Linked DNA regions of Mus musculus: regions 2, 3, 4 and 5 are each linked to region 1. The links are chromatin loops, found by intact Hi-C in ENCODE. Cell type or tissue: left cerebral cortex. All regions are shown on one strand.

Region 1 (5,000 bases):
TGTGTATGTGTGTTATATATGTGTGTGTGTGTATACATATACATATACATAATACATATACATATACATATACATATACATATACATATACATATACATATACATATATATATATATATGATGTGTGTGCCTTTGTATGTGGAGAGAGTTGTGAGTGTAAATATAGGAGCTCTAGGATTCTGACTCACTTCCTCACACTTGTTGAGCAAAGCACTTTGCTGACTGAATCCAACTCTCCAGCCCCCAAATTTATAAAAGGACAAAGCACATGTGACTGTTGCGGAGGCAGAAGAGCCTGGGGACAGCCCCTCACCTCCTCTGCTCACTCGCATTTCCCACACGCTTTGGGATAGAGGCTTGGCAGAACTGCCAGATCCCGGGGAAGGTGGTCACAGAGCCTGCGGTCCTCTGGAGACCCAACGGGGAGTCATTACTCTAAACAGCTGACTTCAGTCAAAACTGTCTTTGGTCCAAGTTTCCAAGGGAGGAAAATCAACCCACAGCTTAGAACAAAGTCTCGGGCAAACCAGAAACATGCTGGAGAGAGAAAGAAATGCAGGTGTCAGGCATTAAAATGATGGCTGATTGTGAGCCTCTCATGAGGGACAGGGAGATGTAAATGCACTGAAATGGACCAGAGAGGAGCCAGAGTTGGTCCTCGGGCTGAGGGATTGAGCTGGGGGCAAGCTAAAAGGAAGAAAAATCTATACTGGCCAGAGACTAAGTTAATGGAAAATGTAATTGAAGCGAAGGAAATGCTCCACCCATAGGTGGTGTGGCCCTGTGCCCTTTGAACCAAGAAGGCAAGGCCTGGGCCACCGAGGCCCTAAGGGAAAACGAGGATTGCTTATCTGTAAGAACAAGGGCGGGACTGAGCCTGGGAACAGAAAAGCTGCACCAGAGCCTCCTCGAAAGCTGCAGAGAAAGGTGACTATTTGCGACCTTAGAGTCCCGTAGAGGACACGGAGACCCACAGCAACTGGCACGTGTTGGGAGCTGCAGCCCCTGGGAGTGTGGGCTAAACTGTCAGGAGCACGGACTCTGCACCCAGGTAGGATGACAGGCACCTGAGTCTGGGCTGAGAGGCGAAGTGGGAGCCCCCAGCGCTTCCCTTCCTGCCTCCAGCTTCTCCGCTGGGGTCTCTGAGATTCCAGACTCTTCTCTCCAGGCGCTGCTACCTGGCCAGACCTCCCTGGTAAGAACACCACAGCTCTTGGAAGCTGTGCCTAGCAGGCTTCGCTCCAGCCTTTTCTTCCCTGGGCTTTGAGACTGAAGTGCTGCCAGGTCTTTAGTGTAGCCAGACCAAGCTGTTCTTGCGGAACCCTTTGAACCCTGCCGAAGAACTAGGCAGACCTGCAAAGGGCCAGACCATCCCTGAGAAAGGCCGTGGCCTTCAGCCTGGGGGAAGGTAGTATTAATAACTCTTCCAAGGGCTTATTCTGTACAGGAGAGAGATAGAGAGAGAGAGAGAGAGAGAGAGAGAGAGAGAGAGAGAGAGAGAGCGAGCTTGCACACGTGATATGGCGTGCATGTGTGGTGTGGTAGATTGGGGAGTGGAAATGGTGGAAGGCATGTTAGTTTCTCTGGACATCACCGGGTAGAGGTATCGTGTGAGAAGGGTTTTGCCGGTGGTTTTCTTGCTGCATCTCAAGCCTTCATTAGAGATTACTAGTAAAGTATTGCTTTGATCCACGGAGTAAAACTCATGGTCCAAGCTCCCTTGCCTGTTTGCAGTGAGGCCCGTGCCTTCCTTCTGCACAGAGGGCTAAGGCTTGCTCTGTGTGTCTGTGTTTTGCACACAGGTCTCCCTTGCTTAGGGACTCTCTTCCTTTGTCTCTTGGCTCTCTCCTTGTCCCTCTTTCTTCTGCTGCTAACCCCCTTTGGAGTTCTCCAGGACGGTGAGGTGAGTGGCTTGCCCAAAGGGGTCCTGGAAGCCCCCCTCACTCCCATTGTAACCCCAGACCAGGGTCAGGCAGAGGAAGGGAGGAACTTTTTTCCTCAAACGGAGAAACTTAGACAGGAGGCGCCTCCTGTTCTAGAGATGTCTTTGGTTTCAGGCTTTTATACATAGCAACGGAGGAAACCTCAGTCCCCAAACAGATCCACAATGGGGAAAAAGAAACACAAAGCTATCCAGAAAGTTCCCCAGACACCCAAACCCCAAAGACCTGCCCCTTCCCGGTTCTCCCCCCACTCCCCGCCTCCCCGCCCCCATTTGTATGCATGTGCTGCGCACGCATGCGCTTGCTGCTAAGCTGGAGCGAGCTCTTGTGTATACACAGAAAGCAGTTTATTGTTTTCTCTGAAGGAGGCACGGAATGATTTACGAGTAGTTTCTCTGGGGTCTATGGACACAAGGGACTCGCAAGGGGTCTGAGGCCTGCCTTTGCCCAGCTGGCCTTTCCACAGCCCCAGGCTGGATTCTCTCTCTGGGGGCAGACAGCTTATTTCCGATGAGCAGGGGTCTTGTGAGGGCCCAGGAGAGAATAGACACCAGTCCTGTTTCCTGCCAGGCCTGTAGCTTTCCAGGTCTGTGTGGAAGGAAGGTGAAATCTCTGAGGAGATTGGTTCTGGCTGATTCCAGGTCTGCTGGCCCCATCTGCTGTTCACACTATGGTCTGCCGCAAAACTGAAAGTAGTTCTCCCTGCCAGCAAAACGGTCTTCCTTTGTATTTCACAGTGCAGTCAAGTTCGTAGGGGCCTAGGAGTTCCGCATACCTGTAACCCATCTATCTGTCTGTTTAATGACGTCATGGTTTTTAATAGAATAAAGAACATCCACTACCATGCTTTATATTAAAGCAAGCACAATTAAACTTAGGTATAAGAGAGAAATTTCAATCAGTAGATTTGCAGCACAGTGGCCTAGCTTTGGGGGAGACTGTAAGATTCCTTGGTGAAGTTTTTACTTTATTTCCTTTTTATTTTTGTATGTTTGTGACTTCGCACATGTGGGTGCAGTACCAACATCAGCCAGAAGTGGGCATAAGATTTCCCCTGGCGCTAACATTGCAGACAGTTGGGTAAGGCTCCATTCTAAACCCATTCAGGGTGGGTGCTGAGAACTGAACTCAGGACTTCTGCAAGAGCCATACAAATTCTTAAAGCACTGAGCCATCTCTCCAGGCTCCCGAGAACACTTTTCAATAAGAGGCTCAGTTACTATAGAAGATAAAGATTGACTGGTTCTAGCTTAGCACGTTCCCAGCGCTAGCGTACTGTAACCTTGTCAATTTTTACTATCTCTGAATAATACCTATAGACCTGTAGACTTGAGATGTCCCTTTCAACCGACTCACTCCTTCCTAGCAAGACTTACATCAAGGATATAATTGTTTAGTTTGCCAATTGTATTTTGTAGATGTATATTAGAATAAATGACTATTAAAAATTAACAGTCACGTGTGGTCACTTATACCTGTAATCTCAGCACTTATCAGAATTGATGTAAGTTCAATGCCAACCTGGGCTACATTGTGAGTTCCAGGCTAGCCTGGGCTACTGAGTGAGATTCTGAGTACAGCACCAACCAAATCTGTTTACTTATCCTCAACCAAACCCTGTCCTCCTAAACGCTGCATGTTTAAGTCCTAGCCCTAGGTCCTGTGAATGGGTCCTTATCTAGAAATGCGGTCTTTGCTGAAAGGATCTATTAATAGCTGACGAGATCCCATTGGATTGGGGACTGCTTCAAAGTAGAAGGAAACAGGGATACATTGACACTCAGGCACAAGTTTTGTGTAGATAAAATGTTTCCTTTGTGCCCACTCCTAGGAGTACAATTCTGAGTCATGTGACAGTTCTGCCTTATGCGCCTGTTTTCCTGAAGTGTCCGAGCCATCAGCAGAACATGAGGGCTCTGATTTCTCTGCAGCACCAGTGAGCGTCTGTCAAGGAATAGCGTCTGTCTATTCACGGCTGAGTTGTTAGATGCAGTCTGGATTCAGGTCCCTTGTTAATCTCTCCTGGCTTGTGGCTTTGGTTTTTGTTTGTTTGTTTGTTTGTTTGTTTTGTTTTGTTTTTGACAACGTTTTTGAAGAATACAAGGCTTCAATTTTGATGAAGTCCGGAATTTGGTTGTTGTGGCTTTTGTGGCTCACGCATCAAATTTACTCATTTATTTAGACTGTGTGGCACTGGCTGGCCCAGAACCTATAGTAATTCACCTGCCTGTCTCCCGAGGTCCAGGATTAGAGGGGCACGTGCCACCTGGATCATGCCAGATCTTAAGATCACATTTCCAATATTTTTGTCCTCACCTCTTACATTTCCTCTTAAAGGGATTTTAAATTTCATTTTAACTTTTCCTATAAGGTAAAGACAGGTCAAATTGCATTGTTTCTTGTGTGGTTGGTTTTCTAAGCCCTGTCTGTTGAAAGACTTCTTTCCTTCCTCACTAAAGGGCCTTAGCAGACAAACCATCGCATGTAGATAAATGGGCTTATTTCCAGGCTCTGAGTTCTGCCTCCCTCATTCATCCAAGTGTCCATCCTCCGCAGAACTGTGCTGCTATGGTTGGTCACTCTTTCTTAGCTGTTATGTTTGATGCTGTGACCTGTAGACTCTCTACGTTTTGTTTTTTACTGTTTATTTCTATTTCTCTGATCTTTTATAATTCCATGAGTTTTAGAACCATCTTGTTAATTACAATAAAGACACGAGCCGAGATTCTAGCAGAGATTGTGCTGATTTTGTTGAACATTTTTAGTGTGTTGCCACCTTAGCGATTACACACACACACAAAAAAAAATCTATTAAAAGATGGTGGTTTTACTATTCATTTATATCTTCTTTCAACAGTGCTGCATATTTTCTAGGATATAAATTGAGATTTCTTCTGGTCAACTTATTTCTAAGTGTTTCACTGTTTTTAGTCTCACTGTATGGTGTTGCCTTCTTGATTTCATTTTAGATTTTTGGTGTTCCTGTGTTGATTTTGTGCCTTGCAGTCTTGCTGGTAATTTATTGGTTCCGGTAATTCTAAAACTGAGTTCTCTAGG
Region 2 (5,000 bases), 630 kb before region 1:
TAGATGTGTCTCTGCCTGGTTCTTTGAATAATAGTGAGTGAATGAATGGATGGTTAGTGAATACTTATATGCTGTTTTTAACAACTTCATTGAGAAACATTCACATATAAAATCCAACCATTTAAATAGTTCAGTGGTCCTTGTTAGTCTGTATGCAGTAATTCACCTCCTCGTCCAGTTGTATGTGATGACCCCACCTCTCTGTTCAAATGTATGTAATAAGCACGCTGAGCTTCCAAGGTGCTGCGGGTTCTTCATCAGAGTATGGTTCGACAGATCTCAGCTTCTTTGTGTGTCTTTGTGTAGAAATAAGACCAATGGGGCGGGGGTGACAGAGTCATGTGACAGAGTCATGTGACGGACCCTAGGAATCAGTCTCTGGAAACCAGCATCAGGGTTGCAGGTCTGAGTTTATTGCCCAACACCTAAGCTTATATACAGTGTTTGAGCCAACCCCAAGCCCCTAAATCCTTAACCAATCATATCTCGCCACACCATCACTATGTCCCAATGAAAGCCCTGGCTGATGCGGTAACTCACCTGTTAGGACTTCCATGAAGATGGGGGAAGCAGCCACCGCCCTGGCTTCCATTCCTTTTTGCTGTCTCACCAGTGTCCTGGGAGCCATCTTAGATCTAAAGCTATATAGTGCAGATCAGGGTTCTCTGAGGAGTTATAGGACCCTGTGCAGCCCCCTCCCCTTCACCCCCTGCTCTTCATCCCATGTTTTCCTTAACAAGGTTGATTTCCATGTCCTCCTCATCCGTGTCTGTTTGTCCTTTCTTCGTTCCCTCTTGGCTCCCAGTCAGGTCAAGTCCCTGGAGCCATGCTGGGTTTGGTAGCAGACAGTCTAACCGGCGGTGGGAATGAGGGAGGAGATGCATTCTGGGAACAGTGTGACAGGGCTGGAGAGATGGCAGCAGTGAAGAGCACTTGGTGCTCCTGCAGAGGACTCAGATTCTGTTCCCAGCACCCACGTGGTGGTTTGTAACCGCCTATAACTCCAGGTCCGGGGAACAGAGTGTGAAGAGAATGCTTTGTCTAACATTGAATGTAGTTTTCACAATTATAAAATCCACCACAGGATGATGCAAAGCAAAGGCCCTCACCAGATGTACCTCCATCACGGACTCCTCCATAGATACACATATCTCTTTGTGATAAGCTGCCCAGTCTCTGGTATTTATTCTATTATAGCGACACAAAACAACCAATAAGACACTATTTGTATTTCTGGGCCTCATCAGTCTGGGCAACTTTTTCAGAAGTCCCATGGTGTGTGCTTGCGAGTGTGTGTGTGGGTGTGGGTGAGTGTGTGTGCTTGAGAGTGTGTGTGAGTGTGTGCTTGTGAGTGTGAGTTTGTGTGTGTGTGTGTGTGTGTGTGTGGTGTTGCACATGACTGCATCCTAGTGTGCTTTCTATGGCTGTGATAGACGCCATGGCCTACAGCAGCCTGGGGGTAGAAAGGGTTTAGCTCACCTTACAGTTATAATAGAAGGGAAGCCAAGGCAGGAAGCCGGAACTGAACCCGAGACCATGAAGGAACTGCCTACTTTTCACAGGGCAGCAGCCAATCATTAATCAAGAAAATGCCTCCACAGACTTGCCTGCAGACCAATCTTATGGAGGCGTTTTGTCAGTTGAGGTTGCCTCCTCTTGGATGATTCCAGTTTGTGTTAAGTTCACCCTCCCAGCCCCCCACCCTCCTACCCACAGGTTGGCTCCCGCCAAGACTCCAAGTCAGACACACAGACAGGGGAACAGTGCTGTAGTTCCCAGTCATTGTTTAGGAACAGCCAAGCTAGGAGTGAGAGCCCAGGGCAGAGCCCCTCCCCCAGAGAAGGAATTTAAGCTTGCCAAAGGGAGGGAGCTCCGAAGCAGTCACAAGAGGGTCTCATATCGGGACCACACTCCACTCTTGAATTGACTGAGGATCTCAAAAGACGCCTGACTCTCTGGAGGTAGCGCAGGCCTGGGAATAAGAAGCATTGAGAGTTCCCAGCCCGAATTTCTAGACTTTTCCCGTCGGTTCACCCACCGACCACAAGATGGTGCCCTCGTCATGGGAAATGGCTGAAGCCCACCAACCGAGCAACAGTTTCTGTTAGCGGATTTCAGGACATCCCCCAGCATCTCAGCCTGTGTCCTTGGAGGGAGTGCGGCTGAGGGCTGCGGTCCTTGCTCCCCGGAATGAAAACCTCCAGGGAGGCTGCATTTTCAGTTTCGCATTCCTCAAGGATGGATAATTTACAACAGTCATGGATGGAACCTTTCCGATTATGTTGTCAGCCCGTTACCCAGTTAAGCCTCTACCAATCTGCCGCAAGCTTGCTATTGCTCTCTTCAGAACACTCCTTTGAAAGAAAATTGAGAAGAGTCACGTAGTAAAAACCAGTACAAGGGTTTCCTGGTTCTTGAAGAATGCAGACCACCTAAGGCCACAGTCAGGGCTGAGGAAGACCTCCCAGAGCTGACAGACTCGCCGCTGCCTAGGTGGAATCCTGGGATTCCTCCGGAGATGCTGACTCAGCATGAGGACAGACTCAAGGCCGGACACACTCCAACGCTGAATTGGGAGATATTGGCCCCACTCACTTGGGTTTTTTTTTCCACGTGTGAATTTTACAGGCGGGGAAATGAAGTGTTTAGAAGTTAGTGTCAAAATGTGGGCACTTGATGCTCTCCTCGAGGACCCAGGTTCAGTTCCTGGCACCCACGTGACAGCTCGCGACCATCTGTATTTCCAGTTCTAGGGGATCTGATTCCCTCTTGTGGTCTTTGAAGATTCCAGGCATGAACAACAGGGTGCACATGCACACGCGGGCAACACACCCATGCATGTAATATATAATATAACATGGAATGAATGTATTTAAAATGCAGGTGCACTAGGAATGTCATATAAATTATTTTGGTGCTATATGTAGAAGGTGTATGTGAAACTTAATTGATTGTCTGTTTAAGTTGTAGTCTCATTCCAAAGATAGCTCATTACAAATATGCAATGCCCCAAGTCTGAGGAACACTCAGAGTCCAGCCCCCTCTGGTCCTGGGCATCTGAGTGCTTGCTGAAGGATCCCACCACCCATTTCCTTTTGGTCTGGCTGCCATGTTGTTTTCTGGTTTTCCCTTTTTCTTGCATGCTGACTTGTGAGACCGACCTTGGGAAGAGAACAGGATGCTGATGGATCATTTCCAGCATGTGTGAACGCCATCCTCCTGCCTCCTGATACGGAGGCAGAACCCTCACAGGGCCTTCCAGCCCTCCTCTCTGAACCCCACTCCCAACTGATACAGCCCCTTCCACCAATGCCTCCCCAAACAAGGCTTAGGGAGCTGGGGGTCTGGAGGGACAGAAGGGAATGGGAGATGTGCACCCTGCAGTAACGCAGGCAGAGCCTTGTGCTACAGCTCACCCTACAGACACGGTGTTTTTAAACGCTGTCTAAACTCTTCAGTAGCAGGGTGACACGCCACCTACACTGGGAGTTGCCTGACCTCAGGCATGAGGCTGATGTGGCTGTGCCATCTGCCATGAGCTGATCACTACGTTGGTTTGGCTGACATGGCTGGGTTGGTAGGTGCCCCCTGCTTTTTCCTCTTCAGTCCATGCGTCCTTCCTGAAGCTTCTCCCTGTTGAAGACAACCCTCTCCAACAGGGGCCTGCCTTACTGTAGTGTGCAGAGTGCGGAATGTTTCTTTGGAAATCTCCAAACAAGCTTTTAAGGTCCAAACCTGGACCTTGAACAAAAACTGGCGTGGGGGCACTGTGCCAGCAATACCATACACTCGGGGACAGTTCCTTTTTTGGTCAGTCCTCTGTCCATCTGTCTATCCATCTACACTGTCTTTTTTTATTACATTTTAAGAAATGTGGAAGGCAAAAGCTAAGCTTTAGAATTGGGGCGTGGCTGAGAGACAGATGCCTGGCATGTGAGGCCTTGGGTTGAGACCTCAGCACTGTGCACAGAGACCGACACAGAGGCACACACATACACACTGAGTCACTGAGACACACAGACACACACAAACCTACACAGAGACACACACATATACACTGAAACACTGACACACACACACACACAGACCTACACAGAGGCACACACATACATACTGACACACACATACATACACACACACAGACCTACACAGAGGCACACACATACACACTGACACACACACACATACTCACACACAGACCTACACAGAGGCACACACATACACACAGAGACACTGAGACACACACACAGAGACCTACACAGAGGCACACATACACACACATACACACACACAGACCTACACAGAGGCACATACATACACACAGAGACACTGAGACACACACACAGACCTACATAGAAGCACACACATACACACCAAGACACTGAGACACACAGACACACATACACACAGAGACCTACATAGAGGCACACATAGAAACACTGAGGCACACAGACACACACACAGATACAGAGACCTACAGAGACACACACAGAGACACCACACACAGACACACACACACAGATATACTGAGAGACACACAAACAGACACACACATACACACACACAAATAGAGATACAGAGACATACAAAGACACCGATATACACAGAGACACCACACACAGATACACACACACACACACACACACACACACACACACACACACGATTTAAAAACAAAGTTAAGCTGTTTCTACTTAGCTCAGAACAGCAGCTGTGCTGTTAGTGCGTGGATACTCACAAGTCATGATCAAATGGTTCTGTTTCTACACGGTAAAATGAAATGAATTCATAGATGTGAGATGTGAACCTCTGAAGTGACCTCCAGTGACTTCAGTCTCCTAGGCCTTAGTTTCCTGATCTGTAATTCTCTTTGTAGGTCTACTTTGTAAACCAATATAACTGAACTATCTAGTATTAACTTGGGACATAGTGAGCTATGTTCTTCAAGGAGTTTTTTTTTTAAGTGTGTGTGTGTGTGTGTGTGTGTGTGTGTGTGTGTA
Region 3 (5,000 bases), 240 kb before region 1:
TTTTATCTCCATGTTCAGTAGATGGTTCTTTGCTGATGCTCATGGTAAAGAATAAAGAGAATAGAGAGCAAAGATATAAACGTGTGCTTCAGAATGCAGGTGTCTGCCTAGAAGCTAGAATCTGGGCTTTGCTGGCATGCTACCCCCCCCCCCCCGCCCCCCTTGCAGGCTATCTGTCCATTTTCATTCACTAGAAAGGTCTGGGTTAGGAGCTAAGAAAAGAGAGTTGAGTGGGGTTCGTATCCTTCCCATGAGAAAAGTCCAACTTCATTTTGATAAAGGATGGCGTTTGGGCTGTGAAACTCAGCAGGGATGGATTTTATTTGGAAAGAACAACATTAAACATCAACAGTGAGATAGCTCAGGAAGGTTAGTACTTAGCTGTCAGTCACTTTGCAGTGAACTACTGATGCCTCCCATCCTCCCCAGCGGTCATCAGAAGCCTGTGTAGCAGTTTCAAAAGTAAGAGGCACTTAGAAAGTGCAGAGACCATCGCCTTGTGCCCTTACACCAGGTCTCCTAGGTCTCCTAGAAAGTTCTAGAAGCCCTTGCCATGTGCAGGAACCTCTCGTCCTCACAGCCCACCACTGTCTTCTCCTGGGGGTTACCAGCGGCTTTTGTGAGCTCTCCTTTTTATTAATGTATAGTAATTGTATACAGCAGTGGATTTTATTGTGACATTCTTATTTCTTGCATGTATGTAGATTGTGCTTTGATTCTATTCATAGATTCCATGATCTTCTTCTGTTCGAGGCTTGTTCAGAACGCCATTGCCTTTTTATTTTAAAAAGAATTATTTTCTTATATTTATCTAGGGGGTACATGTGGATGTCAGAGGACAGCTTGCCTATGGGTTCCAAGGACAAAACTTGGGTCACTGCTTACTGGCAAGCAGCCTTACCCATTGAGCTGTCAACCGGATTCTTTGCCTATTCTCATGTCTTTGTGTTTTCTGCATGTTTATCCTCTAGTGATTTCAAAGTTTCAGGTCCTAAATTAAGGTCTTTGACTAATTTTTCAATTGTTTTTTTTTTTTTTTTTTTTTTTTTTGTCAGAGCGGGGGCGAGGGATCTAGTTTCAGTCTTGATATGCAGTTATCCAACTTCCCAGCGCCATCTGTTAAGGAGACTTGCCTTTCCCCCAAGGTGTGTCATTGGCGTCTACCTGGTGGCTATGCGATGTGGCTGTATCGCTGGGTTCACGCCAGTCCTGTCACACAGCAAATTGTCTTCAATCTGGGCTTTGTGGCAGGGTAGGGTGTCAAATGGTTGACACGCAGAGATACTGTGTCCAGTAGGTACTGTGTGTCTTACATCTACCTTCTGTCATTTTAGGGGCACACATACAGTCTCCTCCCACCAAAAAATTACTCCGAAGTGTGCAGAAACTGTAAAGAGGCATATAAAAACCTGAGCCTCCTGTACAGTCAAATGCAGAAACTGAACGGGCTTGAGAACAAGGCTGAGCCTGAGACGCACTTGTGCATCGATGTGGAGGATGCAGTGAGTATCTATCGGCTTCTGGCGTGGTCCGCGTGTGCAGCTGATGAATGCTTGCGGTGCTAGCATTTCTCGGGTGCACTGGAGCATGCGCGTGGCATTCCAGCCAGAGAGAACTGCAGTGGTTATAAAGTAATAAGGCTCTACGGTGTCTCTGTCGGAGCGAAATGGACATTAACCAGGCACCTCATGGACAAGTTAATAATTTGGCATATTTTGATTTTAAAGTAGAAAATGCAGCCAGGACTACAGAGTGAAACCCTGTCTTGAAAAACCAGTGGGGTGGGGGTAGGTAAGAAAGTAGGTGTGGCTTTCAGGGGCATGGTGTTTCTTGTGCTTAAGTTTCAGCTCTCTATCCAGTGGGTGCTGATTAAGGAGGTTTTTGCATCTAACTACCATGTGTTCGAAAGATCTTACGCACTTATTGCATTAATTGATTTATCTACGTGATAATTTGAGAACATTACTTATAGTCTATCTCCTCACTGAAATGTGAGCCACCTGAGGACAAAGACCTGGTGTTTTCTAATTCATCATTTAATAGGTAGGACAGTGCAAGAGAGAGAGAGAGAGAGACCGCAAAAATGAACGAGGTCTCATTATTAAGCGCAGGCCAGCCTTGAACTTGAAGTGATCCTCCTGCTTCGTCTCCACCATGCCCAGGATGTCATTCAGTACTGCTTTTGTAAGTATGTGTAACTGTAGTAAATGTTGGAGAATCCGGAAGCCTTTTCTCCACTGTATAGCTTGTCTTTCCAGTGAGCACCAGTAGGTGGCAGCCGTGCCCTCCTAGGCTTGAGACTTAGTTATCTGAGAAGACAGATCATTGGCTCAAAAGTAGAGAACTCAAGGTCAAAATGGCTAAGCTTGCTGGTTAAGAATACTTCGTCTGGCCGGGCGTGGTAGTGCACGACTTTAATCCCAGCACTTGGAAGGCAGAAGCAGGTGGATTTCTGAGTCTACAAAGTGAGTTCCAGGATAGCCAGGGCTATACAGAGAAACCCTGTATCGAAAAAAAAAACAAAAACCAAAAACCAACCAACCAACCAACCAAAAAAACCCCCAAAAAACAAAACAACCTCCCCCCCCCCCCAAAAAAAAGAATGCTTCGTCTGCATTATCAAACCAGCTTAGAGGACACTGCTCTGGACCATCGAGTGGTGCTTAGGATAGGCAAAGGCACCGAGCATGGCTGCTCATAGGGCTTGGGGTTTTTACCTCTCAGCCCCATGACTGTACTTGTTTAACAGCTCTTAGTACTAAATCACCTTTAACCAGGAGACAGAGTCTTTACTCTGGTTTTATAACTACACATTCTCTGGGAGATAAAATTACTGACATTCTGGTATATCTCAGTGATAATTATGTATTTAGAATATACCTTATTTTGTGTGTGTGTGTTTTGTTTTGTTTTTTTTTTCTGAGTTCGAGGCCAGCCTGATCTACAGAGTGAGCTCCAAAATAGCCAGGGTTGCACAGAGAGTCTCCAAAATAAAATAATACCAAATATTATACAGTTACTAATTGTAAACCAGCTTTTTTTCTCCTAGCAGAAGAAATTGTTCTCAACTATCAGTAGATTTTTAACGCTGTTTTAAATGATGTTTGGATTGCAAAAATATACTAAGACATTAAAGAGAACTTTAATTAAACTTTAAGTAAAGAGACTATAATATGATATTTGTTTCTCTAGATGAACATTACTCGGAAGCTTTGGAGTCGAACCTTCAACTGTTCGGTCACCTGCAGCGACACGGTGTCCGTGGTTGCTGTGTCTGTGTTCATTCTCTTCCTGCCTGTCGTCTTCTACCTCAGTAGCTTCCTTCACTCAGAGCAAAAGAAACGCAAACTCATTCTACGTAAGTTCCCTTCTGTAGTCATCCATCCATTTAGCCGAGCACCTACGTAAAAGATTACGGGGTCAAAAAAGATTACGGGGTCAAGGGGCTGGGGGTACAGCGTCAAAGCTCTTACCTGTATGCACAAGGCCGTGGATTCAACCTTCATCATCATAATGTAGGGGAAAGGTACAGATCTATTTAAGAAAGATGTGGCTAGTGCCTTTACCTGCCGAGCCATCACCAGACTTTGTGCTCTTTCTTTATGGCACGCAGGCAGTAAGCCGGCGGCTTTGCTGCTGCTGACAGCTGAGGTCACTTAACTCTCTCATTTGTTTGTTCTACTTGATTCGTCTCCCTTGATTGGATCATAAAGATCATCAGAAGAAGAAGTTGTTTCCTTGTATACCGTCTGTCATATTGCCAGTACCTAGAAAGTGCCCGGGCATAGTGAGTGCTCGCAGACATTTGTTGTACAAAAGAATACTATAGTCTGTTTTAATGTTAGCATCAAAATACTATCCCTGTGAAATTCTTTATGGAAAAAAAATCTTGGATCAAATAATGTCAGGCAATATGGCTTTCAGGAGGCAGAAGCAGATGGATCCTTGAGTTAAAGCCAGCCTGGTCTACATGACGAGTTCTAAGCCAGCCATGGCTTCACAGGTCAAACCTGACTCAAAAACAAACAAATTAACACAGCAAAAGACCAAAGCAAATAAACAATAAAACCATACAGAGAGAAAGACAGACAGACAGACAGACACATACAATAACCCCAAATACTCGTGTGAGTGAAGAGTTCATGTGCCGATGCTCATGGCCGATTGCTCTCCCTCCCCCCACCTCCTGCCTTCCTCCCTGCATGAACTGATGACATGTGACTGCTCTGTGGCATGGTTATGTCTTTGAGAGTTGTGCAGAGCTTAAAACAAGGCAAGGAAATAGAGGCGCCTGAGCCCTGCTGCAGCTCCTCCTATGAGGCCAGCAGTTCTCAGATCTCAGCCTGTGCCACTCCCACCACGGGTGCCACTCCCACTGCAGGTGACACTGTGGGTTTTCAGTTCTAGAGCATGAGAAACATTTGCACTCAACTGTTCAACGCACGACCTCGCCAGGTGGCTATGGGCCATGATTCTATTTAAACCTAGTGGCTCAATGCCATGGCCATCATAATCATAGCTGAATATTACATATTTTGCTAATAGTGCTATATGTGATATATAACTCAACTTTAAAAGAACCATTCTTTTTAAAACTAGAGTCTTTTTTTCTTATTTATTTATTTATTTATTTATTTATTTTTGACTCATGGTTTCTCTGTGTAGCTCTGGCTATCCTGGAACTTGTGCAGTAGACCAGGCTGGCTTCAAACTCATAGAGATCCACTTCTGTCCGCTGGGATTAAAGGTTCCTGCCACTGCTGCCAACTCAGAATAATGTATTTCATTGTGACATTTACACACACACACACACACACACACACACACACACACAATATGTGTGTTTTGTTGTTCTTGCTTGGTGTTAGGTATTGAAGCTAGAACTTTATAAGTGTTAGCAATACCCTTTACCACTGAACTGGCGCCCAGCATGAATGTGTTGAGATAGGGTCTCGCCGTGTAGCACAGGCTAGCCTGGAATTTGCTATGTAGGCCAGGCT
Region 4 (5,000 bases), 81 kb before region 1:
GGCTTTAGTTAATTTTAAGGTCATGTGTGATTGCCAAGTTGACCCATTGAGAGTCGAAGCAGCAACCCAGGCACACCTGGCTCAAGGACAAGCCACACAGACACAGTCTGTATGAAGATGGAGCATGCAGATCAGAGTGAGAGCCCCTCAGGATCTTCCTGGGAAAGAGAAACCAAAGGCCGTTGGAGTAAGAGTCTACCAAAGCCTTTTCTCTTTATAGGGTTTGATTCCTTAAGAAATGTTGATTTTATTTGTTGAAAGAGCCATATTCAATTGAACACTAGTTACCCGAGCTCATCTAAAATGCCCTTCAGTGGAACACTGTGTGAGACTGTATGACCATAGCTGTGGCTGGAACTTGGCGCAGGCCACATTTAAACCATCCATCAGGCCCTAGTGTCCTCCCTCTTCCCCAGGGCCTTACTCTATAGCTGAAGTTGCCCTGAGACTCCCCACATAGCCCAGGCTGGCCCATTTCTTTCTGCCTCTGGCTCCTGAATGATGACATCACAGTTTGTCGCCCACACCTGGCTGGCTTCTAATTTCTTTTCTCCTTCTCATCTTCTTCCTTAGGCTTCTTCTTTAAATGAACTAAGTTATAAGAAAGTACAGACACACCCCCTCCAAAACAAAACTTCCAAGACTGTATTTTCCTGAATGAACATCAAAACTCAACAGGTAAATAAAGGATGTGGATTCCTTCTTTTCCTTGTCTTCATTTTTACTTTTCCCCTTCAGTTTTATAACATATTTATTTCCAAAGGAAAAAACCCTCAATAGTTTAAATACGAGTCCAAAAGGGTTGCTGTAGGTCAGTGGCGAGCCATGATGCTGTCTTCGGCAGCTCACCGCCTCCCCTAAGGCCTCTTCCCATGAGGAGAGAGCTCTATGTCTCTTCCCATCTACGTTCCTTAACAGCGTGAGTCTGCACTTTGTTGTGAACGTGTTACTTTTCCATTTCTACATCATGAATTTCAGTCCAAAGCCAGTCCCATAACCCTAATAATTTCTACTTGGGCCAAACTGTCTGTATCTTTCATAAAATAGAAATTTATTGAGAGCTTCTATGGGCCAATCTTGTTTCACTAATCAGCCTTTGATTCCCTTGGATGTCAAAGGGGACACATACTACACTGTTGGTACAAATTTTTGACTCTTTATGGCACTTGGTAGGAATGGAGACTGCCATCCAAGCTGGGCCAGGCCCCGGCCAGCCTGGGAACCACCTTGGGGCAGAGGAGTCAGGGCTGTGGCAGGCAGCGGACCTAGGCAGAAAGGACACATGCCACCCAGGGAATTCCTTCTTTCTTAGTAAGGATAATGCTTTGACTTAAAAAAAACATCAATTTCCTGTATCTATTTAATTTGAGGGGACAAATTTACTTCACACTACATATGCATTCAAATTGTAGGTCCTTTTTAATTTTTCATACTCAGTAACTGGCTAAGCTGTGACCCAGACCTTCCAAATTAGTTTAATGTCAGTCCTGGCTACAAGCATGCTCCCTGTCCCTAAAAGCAAACCCGGTAGACAGCCTGTATTTGTAAACCAGGTATCTTATAAGACACACTTGAGACACATCCCATTTCCCCAGATGAGTCAAGTCAGCAGCAGAAAACCTCGACTCACTTTATAAAAAGAAGGGAGGAGAAAAGGCACCTTCTCTGGTGTAAACTGGTTTAGTGGACAGGCAGTGGGTATGGAGGAGAGACAGCAGCCCTTTCCCAGGCAGGTCCCAAGAGTGTTTGGGCATGGAGAAACACTTCCAGATGTGCACACACAGATGTGGATTAAACGTAGGATAGGCAGCTTTAGAGCTAACAGGTACAGCCACAGTGTGTCATCAGTACAGGTCCACACCTCTGACAACACACAGGCTTTCTGTTGGTATACCATTGTTCTTTCTTTCTTCTTCTTTTCCCCCCAAAGCCAAACATTAGCCTTGTCAGATCGTAACAGTCTTATAAGCCTGGTGTGGCCCTCACTGCTGCAAGACTGGGACAAAGAGATGATGTTACAGTCTGGTTTCTATGGCAACGGAGGAGGGGTAATGAAAACTGAAATGCAGGAAACACCCATTCTGACTATTGTGACATAATTCAGTTTCTTACAAGGAAGTAACTATCTAAGAAGCAGAAGTATCATTACCTGGCGGCTGCTGTTCACAAAAAGCTGTGCTGTGTATTTCTCTTAGCTGGTCTGTCTGTACAGAGGAAAGAAATAACACACACACACACACACACACACACACACACACACACACACACACACACACACAGAGTCCTCGCTTTCTGCATGTAAAATGTGTGTGTGTTCTTTAGAAGCCAGCGGTTGGCTGGTTTTCCGGACATGATGTGGTTGAAGCTGTCATCGTAATGGAAATTCACTGCTGTAGCTATGGTAAATCGAGTGTTCTGCCTGTACTGAATGCATTAGTCTAATGAGATGTTTGCAGCGGCGGCGAGCTGGGCTGCTGGCGACTAGCTGTGAGGCAGGCGTAGCACACGGGTGGAAGATAGCTTGTGCCATACTCGCAGTGTGTGTGCAGGAAGTCACCTGTCTTCTAAGCCACCACTCCAGACCTCAGCAAGCAACACCCTGGTCAGGGCTCTGTGACCAAGCTGTAGGTAAGGGAGACGCATGCTGGCGGGTGTGCTGTGGTACATTGTATGGCTCCTTCTCTTTGGGCTGGCGGCACAACAGGTTACCTGCTTTAGTTTATTTGGGAGGGTTTGCATGCCTGCCTCTCTGGCAATGCACGAGTGTCTGGTGCTAAAACTACTGAGCCCGGTGGGTAAACTTCGGATCCTAACATGCAAAATATAATGTTTGATTTTTTTTAACTATATATCAAAGGGAGATTTAAAGTAAAAACACAGTTTATAACCATTTTTGACATGTATACACTTAACCTCTCTTTAAGTCTATATGTAAATATGTGCAAATTTTTTATTATTTCAAACATGAATATGGTTTTTTTCCTAATAATAATTTTGTCTTATTTTGTATTATTAATTTAAAATTTGTAGTATGGATTAGGTTACAAATATTTACCTAAAATTGATTATTAAAATTGGCTGTGATATAAGCACTCATCAAAGCATTTGTTTTCAAATTGAATTTTATTTACTTGTGTTGAATGCTGCAGATGGGATATTTCATGTGTTTTTGTTGGTTGCTGATGTACCAGTCATAGATAAGGAGAGTATTAATTGTTTGCAAGTTCCTGCTATTAGTTTTTTTAGGAGGAAATAACTAACAGGTTAGTATGGAATGTTTGGAGTTTCCCCAAGTTCAAAGACAAAGTCACCTCCTCCCCTCACACAGTCCTATGTGACCCCAAATAGCTTCCACTCATTCTGCCTGCAGCCCCGGGTGTCGTCTACAGGTTGCTCTGCGGATGGACAGGACCAGTGGGTATGGCTGCTGAGTTAGCAGTTTTCACTCATCATTGATGCGCTTGAGTCTAAGTTCTTGCCGTTATTTTCGACAATAAGCCAGAGGTGGCGGCTTGCTGTGTTGTCTTTCTAGGGTCATGACATTTCTCAAGAGGGCTAGGACCATCAGCAGCTCTCTGAGAAATGGGGCTTTGTAGCTGGGATGCTTGAAAAGTGATCCAGATGTGGTTGTTGTGTGTTCCATGTTTTTAATTCCTTTCTCAACTAAGGAACATTTTTTTTTGAAGGGTAAGAGACATAGATGTCTTTCCCTCCTCAAGACTTTTTTCTCATTAAGAACAAAACAAAACGGAATGTCTGGAGAACATGTAGAAGTATGGAGATGGCTGTAGAGGAGAAGGTGCCTGATTTAGACAGTATTTTATGGAACATTTTGTGTGCTTGTTGCTTGGTAGAAGTGGCTCAGTCGATCTGAGTAACAGCTACTGGGTGGCAATTACCTAGAAAACTAGCACTGCGTAGCATCAAAATGCAGCTAAAATGTAAACATTGATGCCCCGTGCAGAGAAGCCGCTTGGTAGCTTTACAGTCTACCTTTAAAATATAGCTGTCAACTACTATTAAAACATGAATGTGTTTCTCTCACTCTTAACATTGTGACTGTGTGTGTGTGTAGAAACCTTCTCCAAATCTGCCTGTCTGATTTGTGTCATAAGAGGAAACACAGATCCAACAAAATCCCAAATCTTAGTTGTTTTACCACATTTAAATGTCTTACCCGTGTCACCAAAATTACTTTTATTTCCTTAAAAGCTATATATGAGCAATAACGAGACAGGAAGAACGAGCGGGCAAGCTCGGCTTTCATCTGCACAGTTCTTCTGCGGCTGCTGTTCTCTGCTAGAGCAACAGTAGTTTCACTTTCTGCTTCTCTTCTCGTTGTGGGGCTGAAGGTTGGAGGTCATAGGCGATCTAGGAAACAAGCCAAACTCAAAGGTTGTCACCTCAGCTCCTCCGCTTTGATCTTGCCAACTGAAAAAAACCCAAGGACTTTTAATATATTCAATACTGCTTGCGTGTGATAAAAATTTGAACAATACCCTGAAGGACAAAGACAGAAGTTTTAATATTTTTTTGACTAGATGGTTGGAAAATCATGACCAGATTGCCTTAAACCTTTCATAACATAGTAGTTTTTATTTGTTTCTTTTAATCTTAATGTTACATCTCGAATGCTTAACTGCAATAAATTTAAGGAAACATAACAAGGAATGCTCACTGAAGAATAGCTTTTCTGTTGGAAAGCGGGGTGTGGAACACAAAATTCAGAGTGTTTCTTAGGTCTTATCTGCAGTTTTTCTGGAGCCAAGGGCATACCACACACACATGTACACACCCCTTGTGCCGCACACTTTAGAACAAGCAGCTACCTCTGAAAGTTTCAGCACCTCATGACCTCTGGGTAGCTGGCTCGGTGCTCCTTAGAGATCAGAATTCTAGCTTCCTCCTGTTTCATATTCTTAGATTTGATTTGAGAATGGATTTGGGATGAGGAGGAAGACAGATCCCTTTCCCACCAGGGAAGAGTAAAATCGTTTTCC
Region 5 (5,000 bases), 100 kb before region 1:
GGGAGGAATGATACATGGTCCTGTCTCTTGCCGTATACAACAATTAAACCCAGGTGGCATCTAATTCTAACTTTGAAAGGCAAAACAATGGGGTCTTTTAGAAAATAATGTAGAATATGTTTATCACCCAAGGGTAGGAAAATACATTTTAAGCAGGATGCAATAAACATTCCCCAATGGAAAAAACAAATTGAAAAGTTGAATGGTATTTGAATGACGAGTCTCTTGTTTTTCAAAGACAGTGAGGGAGCATAAAAGCGAGGCCACAGAGTGGGGAAGGTGTCTGCCATCCACGTAACTGGCAGAAAACTGGCCTCTCCACTAAGCAAAATCACAACAAACTTAAAAAAAAATGGCAGGGGTTGGGAAGAAAATGGGCTAGTGACTTGAAAACAGCCCTTCCTTCCTAAACAGTTTTTAGGGGCAGATCCTGAGGGGTGGGAAGTACAAAAGATTTCTTTTTTCCCCCTAAAATGTTTCTTAGGAATCAGGACTTTCAAACAAATGCAAGAGGAAGCATCTTTGACTGGGAAAGGAGTTGGCCCCAGTGCAGACCTGGGCCAGCTGGCGGGAAGCTCAGGTGTGAAGCCCACTGCCCTGTACTGACAGACGGGTGGGCCTGGAGCCCTCCCACCAAGTCAGAGCTGAGCCACCAGGAGGTGACCCCGAGTAAAATGTTCTATATGGGTCTAGAGAGATGGCTGGGCAGCTACGGAGGACTGGGGTTCAGCTCCCAGCACCTGTATCCGGTAGTCTACAACTCCAGTTTCAGGGGACCTGATGCCCTCTTCTGGTCTCTGTGGACACTGCGCTCATGTGTACATATCCTCCCTACACGTGTACACATAATTAAAAGTGAACCGCTTTGAAGTGGTTCTGTGTGGTGAAGGCAGCTTCCAGAGAGCTGTTTGCTGTCTGTAGCTGACCCCATGCGCCGCCGCAGATGGGTAGGTCTTCCTTGCTCTGGTCTTCTTTGCATGTCTACCACACTTCATAAAACCCAGCATCTTCATGGCCAACGAATCCCCGAAAAGCGATTGAGGCTCATTTTCTATTAAGGAAAGGAAAACGGAAACACAGTTCATGTGTCTGTTGCATTACTTCTCACAGTGACCTGAACAGGATGCCTGTTTGTCCCCATGGGGCAACAGCAGACCAAAGAAATTATTCCATCTAAGTCTGGCTTTGCGAACCACTGAGTTTTTTGTTTGTTTGTTTGTTTTGTTTTGTTTTGGGAGGGGGCACTTATAGGAACATGCATGAAGGGTGACATACAGAAGCGAGGACGACTTGGGTGGTTGCATTTCCCTCAAAGCCCACCTGGTACAGGTGAGGACGGATGAAAGTTGTGTCCTTGGAGGGTCCTGCACAACTTGTAGGCAGCTGTCTCCCCAAGAGCCCCCCACTATCTACTGCTTATGTAGCCTCAGCCCTGTGAGCCCCATACATTCCTTGAGTGTCCTGAACGTCCCCCTCTCTCCAGGGGCGGAGGAATGTATCATTTCACACAACAATCCCTCTCTTCCCCCCTCATACACGTCCGTGGGCAGAGGCTGGTTAAAGCACAGGCTCGCAGCACTCCACATGTTCACCACAGCACATGTAAACTGCTTCAAGTCCAAGGCCTGCCTGGGTTACAGTGTGAGACCATTTCTGAAAATAAAAACGGCAGGAATAGTGACACATGCCTTTGATCCCAACACTTGGGCAGATCTCTGAGTTCAAAGCCAGACAGGACTACACAGAGAAACCCTGTCTCCAAAACCCCCCAAAAGATCACAGATCCTATCATATACAAAACACATGAAATACAGCTAGTCTGGAATATCCTTGATAGCCTGGCAGTCTGGAGCCCCAGGAGAGTGGCTCTTCAGTCTGGAGTCAAAAGGCATCTAATGGCAGGATTCCTTCCTCAGGAAAGAATGAGCCACTTCCTTAAGGCGTTCACCTGATTGGATGAGGCCAGGAAGGTGGGTAATCTGCTTGACTTGATCTAGTGGTTTAAACATCATTGCCCTTAAAAACCAAAACAAACAAACAAACAAAAACAAAAACAAACAAAAAGCCCCACCTCATAGCAACATCTCAGAAGCATTTGGGTAAAATCCAGACAGATAATCATAGCAAAACTGACGAAGAAAATCAGTCCCGTGAACACAGTGCTGGCTGCCTCCGCCCTTTAACAGCCTGGGGCACAGGAGGAGCTGAGGCAACTCTGGCTTCGCACTCAGGACACCTCCTACTGGAGGGCTGCTTGGTCTAGAGACTTATGGAAGGGCCATGAGGCTGAAGCTGCTGACGTCAACTGAGAGCGCAGGTTTCCGTCCTTTTGTTTGAGTCAGCAAGCCGAGCTGGGAAGTGCTGCGCTCGGGGGATGAGGAAGACATTCTCGGTGTACAGTCTTTTACTTGCACCTTAATTTTTTTTCACCTGATGTATATATTTTGCCTGTGAGATAGTGAGCCACGTGGTGTAATGCCCACGGAGGCCAGAAGAGGGTGCTGTGGCCCGGCTCCACCTGGAATTGGAGTTACAGACAGTTGTGGGCTGGGAACGGAACCAGATCCTCTGAAAGAGCAGTGAGTGCTCTTAACTGCTGGGCTGTCACTCTCGTCCTGTTTACACCTTTCAAACAAGCTCTATATTTGAGATGTCAATGACAGAAACCTCATGTGAGCTGAATATGCTTTACCACTGGCTACCTCCCCACCACTTAAGCCTATTTGAAGAGACAGAACCATCCTGTTCCGCCCAGGGGGTCATGTGGTGGGGTCTGAAGACACTAACTAGGCTGCCTTGACCTCACTAGAGCAGACTTCATTTGGCAAAGATGTCCTTAGACAAGGTTGTAATCTCTCCTGGGACATCCAGCCAGAGGCTTCATTTGCAGCAGGAACTGAGGACAGGGCAGATGCCGTGAGCAACTTGCGGTGGTAGTCACTGCAAAGTGACACTGAAAGTGATACTTTCAGATCAGTGGCCACTGAGGAAGCACTGTTCCCTGGGGACCCCCCTCTCCCTTGCTGGATTTTGGGATCAGGAACGCGTACATGCTTGACTAGCTATGGCCGCCAGGGGGCGCGAGGTAGCTGAGGAGGGTTGCTGGATGCTCAGGGTACCTGGCCCATGCCCTGAGTCCCACAGTGCTGTCCTCTATTTCCAGGACTCCTCCCAGCTATGTTCCTGCGGCAGCCCCTCTGGAGTTCAGGGTGGCTTGACCCATCTAGTTTTACAGGGCTGGTTCCGACTATCTCCCACCCTAGAGCCAGCTGCTTCTTCAAGGCTCTCTGGGAGCTGATGACAGTCGCTGTTCCTTCTCTTTTCGGCTGAGGTGGATAGCGCCAACCTCGTCCTCCTAAGGTGGGAGTGGACAGCTACCTTCACAGCTTCTGAAGAGCAGGGCCTTGGGGCCCTGGAGAAGGACTCAAAGGTCACCTGGCCATGCTGCAAATTCTATCCTTACAGGCACCCCATCACACTTATCTACAGCTCTGTCTAGAACTTACTGTGCGACGAAGATTAAGGTTTTACAAAAGGATACTCAATTAAATGTGAATTTCAGATAAACAACAAATTAATTTTTGTCATGTATATCCCATGAAGTATCTGAGACATATAATAACACAAAAAGAAATTCCTTATTTTTCTGATAAGCAAATTCAACTTTGAATCCACTGTTTTTTTGTTGGTTTTTTGTTTGTTTGTTTGTTTGTTTTTGTTTTTCCTGGATAGGAATGAGTTTTGGTGGAGGCAGGCAGGGAAGGGTTGGGGCTGAGGCAAAGTAGGCATGAAGGCTTGTAAGTTTTCTTAAAAGCCTTCTCTCTGTTACAGGAAGCTGTGGTACAGCTCTGCCCTGTGGCATTGGCTCCTCTCACATCGCCAACTCTTTCACTGATTAAAAGGAAGAGAAAAGAAACGAACCATCTTAATTATTTTAATCAGCAAAAATTGTGGCTCTTGATGCCTATGGCCTGTTTCCTTCTTGGGGACCTTAATAATTTGTATAATAACGTTTTAATTGTGCAAATCTGTGTTTTGCTATTTCAGGGCATTTGCTTCTGCACTGGGCTCTGAGCCACACAGGAACTGTCCCACTGGGCAGGAATATGACTGTCCTCATTTCACCTCTACCAGCCCTGAGCCAAGAGCCTTCTGGGAACTTCACATCTGGACACTGAGTTCACACCCAGTGAGTGGTGCACAGAACTCTGTGTCCATTACATGGCATTTGGGACAGACTCAGCCCAGTGTAATGGGGCAGATCTCTTCAAGGATCCCAGTAACACTGGTTGCCCTGTGCATAGCTCCTCTCTCACCCCTCTGTAGGGTCCCATCTGAGATGAGACTGGCTCTGCCATAGATACTTGCTTCTGTGGTCACGACCTTCATGCAAGTTCGTTTCATGTCAAATTTATATAAGATACACTGGAATTTGGGGAGAGAAAAACCTCAGGTGAGAAAGTACACCTAACAGATGGGCCTGTGGGGAAGGCTGCGACTCCTTTTTGTGTTTTTCTTTTGATAAATGACTGTTGTGAGAGAGCCCAGCCCATTGTGGGTGGTACCACCCTTGGGCTGGTGGTCCTGGGTTCTATAAGAAAGCAGGTTGAGCAAGCCACAGGGAGCAAGCCAGTAAGCAGCATCCTGCCATGTCCTCTGTATCAGCTCCTGCCTCCAGGTTCCTGCCCTGATTTCCCTCAGAGATGGTCTGTGAGGTAGACCTATAAGCTGAAATAAACCCCTTCCTCTTCAAGTTGTTTGGAGTCATGGTGTTTCCCCCTGAACAATCTGGCCTTGGCAATCCGGAAGCTAGATATGCTAGTATGTGAGGCTGCTGTAACAGGGTCTCTCAAATGGTGTGTCCTTAAACAGCAGAGATTTAGAGTCCTGCAAGCTGTGTATCTTAAGGTAAAGCAGTGGGAAGCCTGGCTCTTTCTAGGGAAGATCTATGTGAGGTGACCCTCCTTGGACAGCCATCTTCTGCCTCTTCATGTCATCGG

What was found. A loop is a pair of places that touch in the nucleus more often than their neighbours do. Peaks named below come from ENCODE experiments on the same cell type or tissue, not always from the same donor. Only the 100,000 strongest peaks of a DNase experiment are listed, where the experiment ranks them.
Region 2: it touches region 1 in a loop (5-fold over the local background); 5 of 42 quality-filtered maps call a loop at or near these places.
Region 3: it touches region 1 in a loop (4-fold over the local background); 10 of 42 quality-filtered maps call a loop at or near these places.
Region 4: it touches region 1 in a loop (3-fold over the local background); 27 of 42 quality-filtered maps call a loop at or near these places.
Region 5: it touches region 1 in a loop (10-fold over the local background); 27 of 42 quality-filtered maps call a loop at or near these places.

The regions. Positions count from the first base shown.
Region 1 is chr10:42,939,522-42,944,521 of GRCm38, forward strand. The region is part of intron 6 of Scml4 (Scm polycomb group protein like 4); the gene reads left to right. Among named protein-coding and RNA genes, the nearest start is that of Gm5079, 49 kb to the right of the region's middle. In left cerebral cortex, CTCF peaks have their summits at 558, 2,631 (motif pointing left) and 2,940; DNase peaks (open chromatin) are centred at 321, 1,157 and 2,591; H3K4me3 peaks cover 897 bases; H3K27ac peaks cover 361 bases.
Region 2 is chr10:42,306,274-42,311,273 of GRCm38, forward strand. No RefSeq gene overlaps it. Among named protein-coding and RNA genes, the nearest start is that of Foxo3, 32 kb to the left of the region's middle. In left cerebral cortex, a CTCF peak has its summit at 2,054 (motif pointing right); DNase peaks (open chromatin) are centred at 436, 2,061 and 2,487; H3K4me3 peaks cover 524 bases.
Region 3 is chr10:42,694,916-42,699,915 of GRCm38, forward strand. It overlaps Ostm1 (osteopetrosis associated transmembrane protein 1), which reads left to right. Exons shown (of 6, transcript NM_172416.3): 4 at 1,335-1,502; 5 at 3,193-3,358. Among named protein-coding and RNA genes, the nearest start is that of Ostm1, 18 kb to the left of the region's middle. In left cerebral cortex, a CTCF peak has its summit at 2,266 (motif pointing right); a DNase peak (open chromatin) is centred at 2,267.
Region 4 is chr10:42,858,226-42,863,225 of GRCm38, forward strand. It overlaps Scml4 (Scm polycomb group protein like 4), which reads left to right and starts at 2,287. Exons shown (of 9, transcript NM_172938.3): 1 at 2,287-2,628. It overlaps Gm34006 (a long non-coding RNA gene), which reads right to left. Exons shown (of 3, transcript XR_380280.4): 3 at 4,181-4,431. In left cerebral cortex, no CTCF peak of the experiment used is centred here; DNase peaks (open chromatin) are centred at 2,046, 2,472 and 4,301; H3K4me3 peaks cover 1,299 bases; H3K27ac peaks cover 501 bases.
Region 5 is chr10:42,839,472-42,844,471 of GRCm38, forward strand. No RefSeq gene overlaps it. Among named protein-coding and RNA genes, the nearest start is that of Scml4, 19 kb to the right of the region's middle. In left cerebral cortex, CTCF peaks have their summits at 800 (motif pointing left), 2,481 (motif pointing right) and 3,072 (motif pointing right); DNase peaks (open chromatin) are centred at 2,454, 3,064 and 4,091.